Regions from separate parts of the Homo sapiens genome. Here region 2 is linked to region 1. A link is a contact called in ENCODE Hi-C data. All regions are on one chromosome and are shown on one strand. Each heading gives the region's core, a stretch centred on a gene start or an enhancer-like site at or near the end of the contact. The rest is flanking DNA. Distances are from core to core; before and after follow the strand shown.

Region 1 (3,086 bases), core at 502-3,001:
AATCACTTGCCCTGAGTTAGAAGGCTAATAAGCAGCTTTGAACTAGAAATCAGACCTGTCTATCTGCAAAGCCCATTTTCTTAACTGCAACGCTACTATGGTTCCCCATGCTGGGTTTCCGTGTAAGCTTTTATTTTCAAAAAGTGCTCCATAGTTATTTTAAAAGGAATAAAATAAAAGTCTAAAAGTGACTGATTAGATGTTCTGAGATCCCTCCCAGCTCTAAATTTCTAAATTTTATGATTTATAGAAGAAAAAGCAGAGGCTGCGTTACAAAAACTGATGGTGAGGGACAATGGATGGGGTGTGAGTTAATAATAGCAGCTAATATCACAGCACTTAATAGGTCAAGTGATGCTCTAAACCCTTCATACACATTAACTTATTTAACCCTTGCACCAACCTTCTGTGGTCAGTGCTATCATTATTCCCATTTCTAGATAAGGAAATACAACACAAGAGGTTATAACTTTCAAGGTCACACAAATAGAGGGTAGCAGGCCAGGTTCCAGAGCCTGTATTCCTTGCTACTGTGCTCTGCTGAGATGACTTAGTCTGGGAGAAAACGATTTTCCTTAATATTGGCATTTAGTTTTCAACATCACACCAATGCAAATTTATGTAAATAGACACGCAGATCAGCTGCTATCCTGGCATTGGTGCCAGCTTCCCCTCAGGGACATTGATGCAACAAAATTTGGCCATTGTCACTGATTTGAGCTATCACAGTGGTAGACATTTCAATAATTCCCCACATTTCTTAGGCTTGGAAGACATAAATGAATGTATATTATATAGCTATGGGGCTATACATGCTGAACTTCTGCATCTTTTTCAGAGAAGTATCTCTAGAAAATATCCAATTGTGGATAGTTGGTATGCATCAAAAATGAGATAATGATACCTTGCTTCTGCCTATGACTGCATTTTCATACCCATTGCTGCATTTGGGCCTTGCCGCAGTCCTACAAAAAAGGAAAAGCAAAGGTGATCACTCCTCATACGTGGGAGACAGCAGGACAGAGGACGAAGGGGCTTGCTTAGGATTCTGCTGAAATTTGTTGGCTTGGTTTATCTTCCTATGACTCCTACCCTCTTCACTATTGATTTTTCCATACACTGCCATACTGCTTTCTTTGCTGGATGCAGAAAAGCTAGTGTACAGTTTACCCCATAGAAGTAAAGGGAAAGGAAACTGCCTCACCTGTCCCTTTATCTGCATTCACAGAAGATCAGCATTCAAGTACAATAGAGAGAAACTAGGTTTTGCTGAGTAACTACTATGTCTGGCAGAGTGTCTTGCGTTTTGGATAGGCTAACCATATAATTTATTGCCTTTTGAGAATGAAAGGGGTGCCGTTCACAATTACATCAGGACCACAAGCAAAAACTGAGACCATCCTGGGGAAATCAGGACGTGTGGTCACCCTTGCTGAAAAGCTAATATTCATTTCATATTCACCATAGTCCTCTAATGTAGGTGACTTTTCTCTTTGTTCTGAGTCTCTGAAAGGTAAATCATGCCCAGGGTCACATAGCAGATCTGTCTGTTCGATTCTAAAACCCTGGGTTAAGGCACACATCAGAGACGGGGACTCTTGACACTCCAGCCACACAAGAGCTGACCCTAGCGGTTGCTTGGCTGTCAAGCCTTTTCCTCCCCATCACATTCCCAGCCATCGTCCTTGGCCCGGGGAGCTTGGGTGGGGTGTGATGACTGTGCTGCCCCAGCAGAGGGCAGTGTTGCCATGCCTGCCAAGGCGGAGGGCTACAGGAAACGGGAGGGAGCCTGGGCTACGCAGGCCTGGTGGCCGGTGCCGCGTCCCTAAAACAGCCAGCCTTATAGGGCTGCCTCCAAACCAGCTGCTTTTCTGGCTCCCATCCCCTCAAGCCTCACCGTGGATAAACGTACTGTCCCCCTCACCTGTCTATTGGCTCCCATGATACAACACCTGAACAAATTGAAGAGCTCTGTGACACCTGGGGTGGAAAAAGACCCGGGGAGGGTTTCCAGATTGGAAACAGGAACTGTTGCCATTTTCTTGTTTGCTCAGAATTACTCCAGAGCTGGGAGTGCTGTTGACATATGTGTTACCACTTAATCTTTCATAAGAAATCCTTTTCATGGGGGAGCTGAGCTCTGGATCCGCGCCAGTTTAGATAATTACATTCCCCCAGAAGACTGAAGCTGTGACGGCTGCATTCTTTTTCTGCTAAGAGTTAGGAGTTTCAAGGGTACAGGTTGGGCAAGGGGGCTGGGAGTAGGGGTAGGTGACATCGTGGTCCTTAGGAAAACGATAACCGGGGTTTGGTGAGGAAAAGTTAACTTCAAAGTGTCACCCAGTAACAGTTTTTTTTTTTTTTCCTTCCCTTGGACTTCATTCAGTGTGAAATTCATTTGTAGTTTTTGTCTGTAACTAGAATTCAATTTTTGCTCTTTTAAAAGAAACCTGATTTACAGAGGGTGTGAAACAAAGCAGAAAATGATAAGAGGAGGGAAAAATAACAATTCAGATGGGAAAAAAAAAAGAGAAAGAAAAAAGTCCTTTTAACAATTTCTCTGATCTAAAGTGGTTGGGACAGCATTTTTATATTAAGTTCAGCATTTTGTCAGAAGGGGATGAGAGTGCCCTGTGATCCTCGAATGAAGTATTGCTGGTGATTTTATACCCTCCTGCTGGCATAGATCTTAATCAACCAGAAAACTTCAAAATGACAAACAAACAAAAGACAGCTTTGCTCTCTGAGGTTCATTAGCTCAGGCCAAGGTTGAGATGCATCAGGAGGAGAGGCACCAGAAATAGGCGAGCTTGAGAAGTCACTTTGTGGGTAATTCCACCACCCACTTCCTCCTGCCACCCCCCACCCAGGCCAGCTCTGCCTCCTCCAGTGACCAGAGGCTGGGTCACCGGAGTTGATGGTGAGAGGAGTGGAGGCCAATGGTGCAGCTGATGGGGCAGGAAGGAGGAAGGGACTCTCTGGTGTGCCGCCGCATTCAGAGCCTAAAGTTATTTGCCTCTGCTTTCAAGGATATCTGCTGGCATCATGAGAATCAGAGCAAATCCAGACCAAGCTTTATCTCCTCC
Region 2 (2,897 bases), core at 366-2,865, 300 kb after region 1:
CATATGCTTTCCATAAGCAAGCATACGCCCTCCCTCCTGTGAACCCAGACGGATGGAGATACACTTTGGGGATGTTGTCTGGGTATTTGTCTCAAATGCTAATGATAGCTCCCTTTGGCAGAAAAACAAACTCAGGCCAGTGGGGTTCTTAGAGTATTAGTCCTAGGAGCCAAAGAATCGATCCATCAACAGGACCTGCTGAGCAGGCACCTCATACGCAGAGCAGCTCAGGCACAGATGTCCGAAGCACTGCCCTCTCACAGGGAGCCCTGGAACCATAACTTCCAGAACTCCCTTCTCCAATCTAGAACTCGCCGCAGAGATTTCCAATACTCACCTCCTCCCCACTTCTAGTTCCCACCAGGTATAAATTTTAAAATCCTATACCTCAGAAAGAAAAAAAAAAAGCCAAATATTACACAAAACTGTGGAAGAAATCTAACTTTCTAGAACCCTGGAAAATGCTTTATTTTTACTTGTAAGAACTTTCTGTGCAAAGAGCTAACCACCCTGCCTATTCAGTTAAGGCTAATCACCTGCTTGTTAAATTATCTTAGGACAATGAGAGGAACATGTGGCAAGTCTCTCTGTGAAAAAACAAAAACAAAAAAAATTCCACTGATGAGTGGGTGAGGTTGTGCAACAGAAGCTGAGTCAGTGACACAGATCAAGATGCAGGAACCAGGAATTCAAGATGCAGGGAACCAGTCTATTCAAGAATAGACTGAGACACAGATGACAGCAGAGAGAACGAAGTCTAAAACTGAAACTGAAAGAGGAAAGAGGTGATGAGAAAGATGTTGAGACGAGGGTGTGGGGGAAAAGATACAAGTGGCACAGAAAGACGGTGAGAAAACACAGCCAGAGTATTAGATCACATAAGAGGAAAACATAATGAGAGGCGGAAGAACTAGCACAGACAACCAACACAGAGCCTGCAACCAGGGAAACCTGTGTTTCTTGCAGTTAGCAGCCAGCAGCCTGCAGTCAGCAGCAGGGGGCATCAGAACTCCACGGATAGTAAAAGATGCCAGGGAGCCAGTATAAGGAGAGAGGAAGTGAGAAAGAAATAAAGAGAGAAAGAAAAGGGATAAGAAACCTTCCTCTTAACTTTGAGATTAGAAGGAAGAGAGAGCCGCGCTATTCCTCGGGGTCCTGCATTTAGTGGTAAGCCAATTCCCCCAGACATCTTCCTGCTGACAGTGAAGGTATGTAAGTGGCTGTAGAAAGTAACACTGAAGGCTTTCTCAAAGAGACTGAGTCCAAGGGCGATGGCCTGGGCTTAAGCCAGCTGACTAACACTTAGGCATTCTGTTAGGCAGAACTCAGGTGCAAATAGCATATCTCCCTGAATGTAGTTTATCCAAGCATTTTCCTCTACTTCACCGCCTCCCAAAAAAGAATTATTAGGAGTATACTAGGATATTGCATAGATAAGGAAGTGATGGAAAAGTAAGCCTTGAGGAAAAAAGACCAAAGGATTTATGTTAAAAGACTTTTGTTTTTGTTTTTGTCCATTTCCCTCATCCATGCTCTGCCAGTCTTATTCTCCTAGCCCTCTCTATGCAGCAATCATTTCATTTGGTGTCACTTCCTCAATCATTTACCAGAGATCAAGAACTCACTTTCAATTTCAGTTTAAAACCAAAATCCAGATGAGGTTTCTGATTGGCTCAGCTTGGACCATGTGCTCACACCTTGGGTCAAAGTCACCGGAAGAGTGACATAGTCTGATTGGCCCAGTACTCTGAAGCCACACCCACACTTGTGCAGGCTTGGAGATTGGGGAGCAGCACACCTGAGGGTGTAAGGATCTGTTGTTGACTGAAGGAGATATTAGAATCATGATCCCTGAAGCCACACCAATTTAGGGCTACTAAGTTCATCTTGAATAAATGAGTTGCCTGAGTTGCTCTGAGCTTGTTTTTCTCTTCTATCGAAAGGCATTACTTACACCTGCTTTGTCCACCTCCAGGAGTTGTTATGGGGCTCTGATTAGAATATAGAGCAAATCACAGAGCCTCCTGCTAACAGGTGTGCAGACAAGCGCTAAGATGAAATGGGCCAAATACGAGAGTCAGGAAACTTGTGTGCTGGTTTTACCTGTGACATAAACCAGCAGTATGAATTTGGGTAAGTTCCTTATCTCTCTGGATTTAAATATCTTTAACTTAAAATTTGGGGATTTGACTGGGTCTGTTAATGTCTTTGTAGTCATTAGACCGCTTTAAGAGACTGAGGAAAGCTAGGTACTTTTACTGCCCTCCTCAATGTCCGGAAGTTCGTAATTTCCCTACAAGTCTACCTCCAGATATCAGGATAAGAACTCCTGGTTTAGATCATCTTCAAGGTGATATCCGACTCTTCAACTGATTGAAAAGAGGGGCTGCATTCTCAGTTGGAAAAGACAATTCTGTGTATCAAGCAGATGTGCGTCTTTCTTTGGTTTAAATCTCTTTCCCAGAAATATCATGCATGTTTCTCATTATCTCCTTCCTCTGGACTACTTCTCTTTTCTTCTTTTTTTCCCTCTACCACCTCATCATTCCTCCGCTACGGGTAGTCAAGTATGGATGTGATTGAAGTTGGGTTTCCATCTGTGTTAGCGGCAGGAAGTGTTACTATCATGGAAATAGTTGGGACATATATCATCTCTTATCTGCACCTCCAAGAACTTAAATGATTTCTTTCCCCCAACCAAAATAAATCAAAGGAGAGGAATCTTAATTATAGTCACCAGGTGGTGAATTTAATACATCCACATGAGTCTCTGTGCTGGCAGTGTTGTCAGATGAGCTTGTCTCTCCAGGCAGGAGGATAATGGGATTGTGAGAGTCTGGAGAGGAAGAACTCTGGGGATTATAACAGCAGCTCCCTGGTGGCAAGGAAACAGCCAG

Evidence for each region. A loop is a pair of places that touch in the nucleus more often than their neighbours do. Pooled maps may share reads with other maps.
Region 2: a loop to region 1 is called in a pooled map, with 9 times the contacts of the local background. The contact joins two enhancer-like sites. A Hi-C loop is called at or near these places in 2 of 37 single-sample maps with no recorded cell type and 11 of 50 pooled maps.

What each region holds. Positions count from the first base shown.
Region 1 is chr9:117,485,965-117,489,050 of GRCh38, forward strand. No RefSeq gene overlaps it. Among named protein-coding and RNA genes, the nearest start is that of ASTN2, 72 kb to the left of the region's middle. RefSeq lists an enhancer at 1,819-1,978. Within about 2 kb of position 1,752, at least 5 of the 41 ENCODE cell types and tissues checked have a DNase peak (open chromatin) inside an H3K27ac peak, as active enhancers do.
Region 2 is chr9:117,782,361-117,785,257 of GRCh38, forward strand. The region is part of intron 2 of LOC105376244 (a long non-coding RNA gene); the gene reads left to right. Among named protein-coding and RNA genes, the nearest start is that of TLR4, 79 kb to the left of the region's middle. Within about 2 kb of position 1,616, at least 17 of the 41 ENCODE cell types and tissues checked have a DNase peak (open chromatin) inside an H3K27ac peak, as active enhancers do.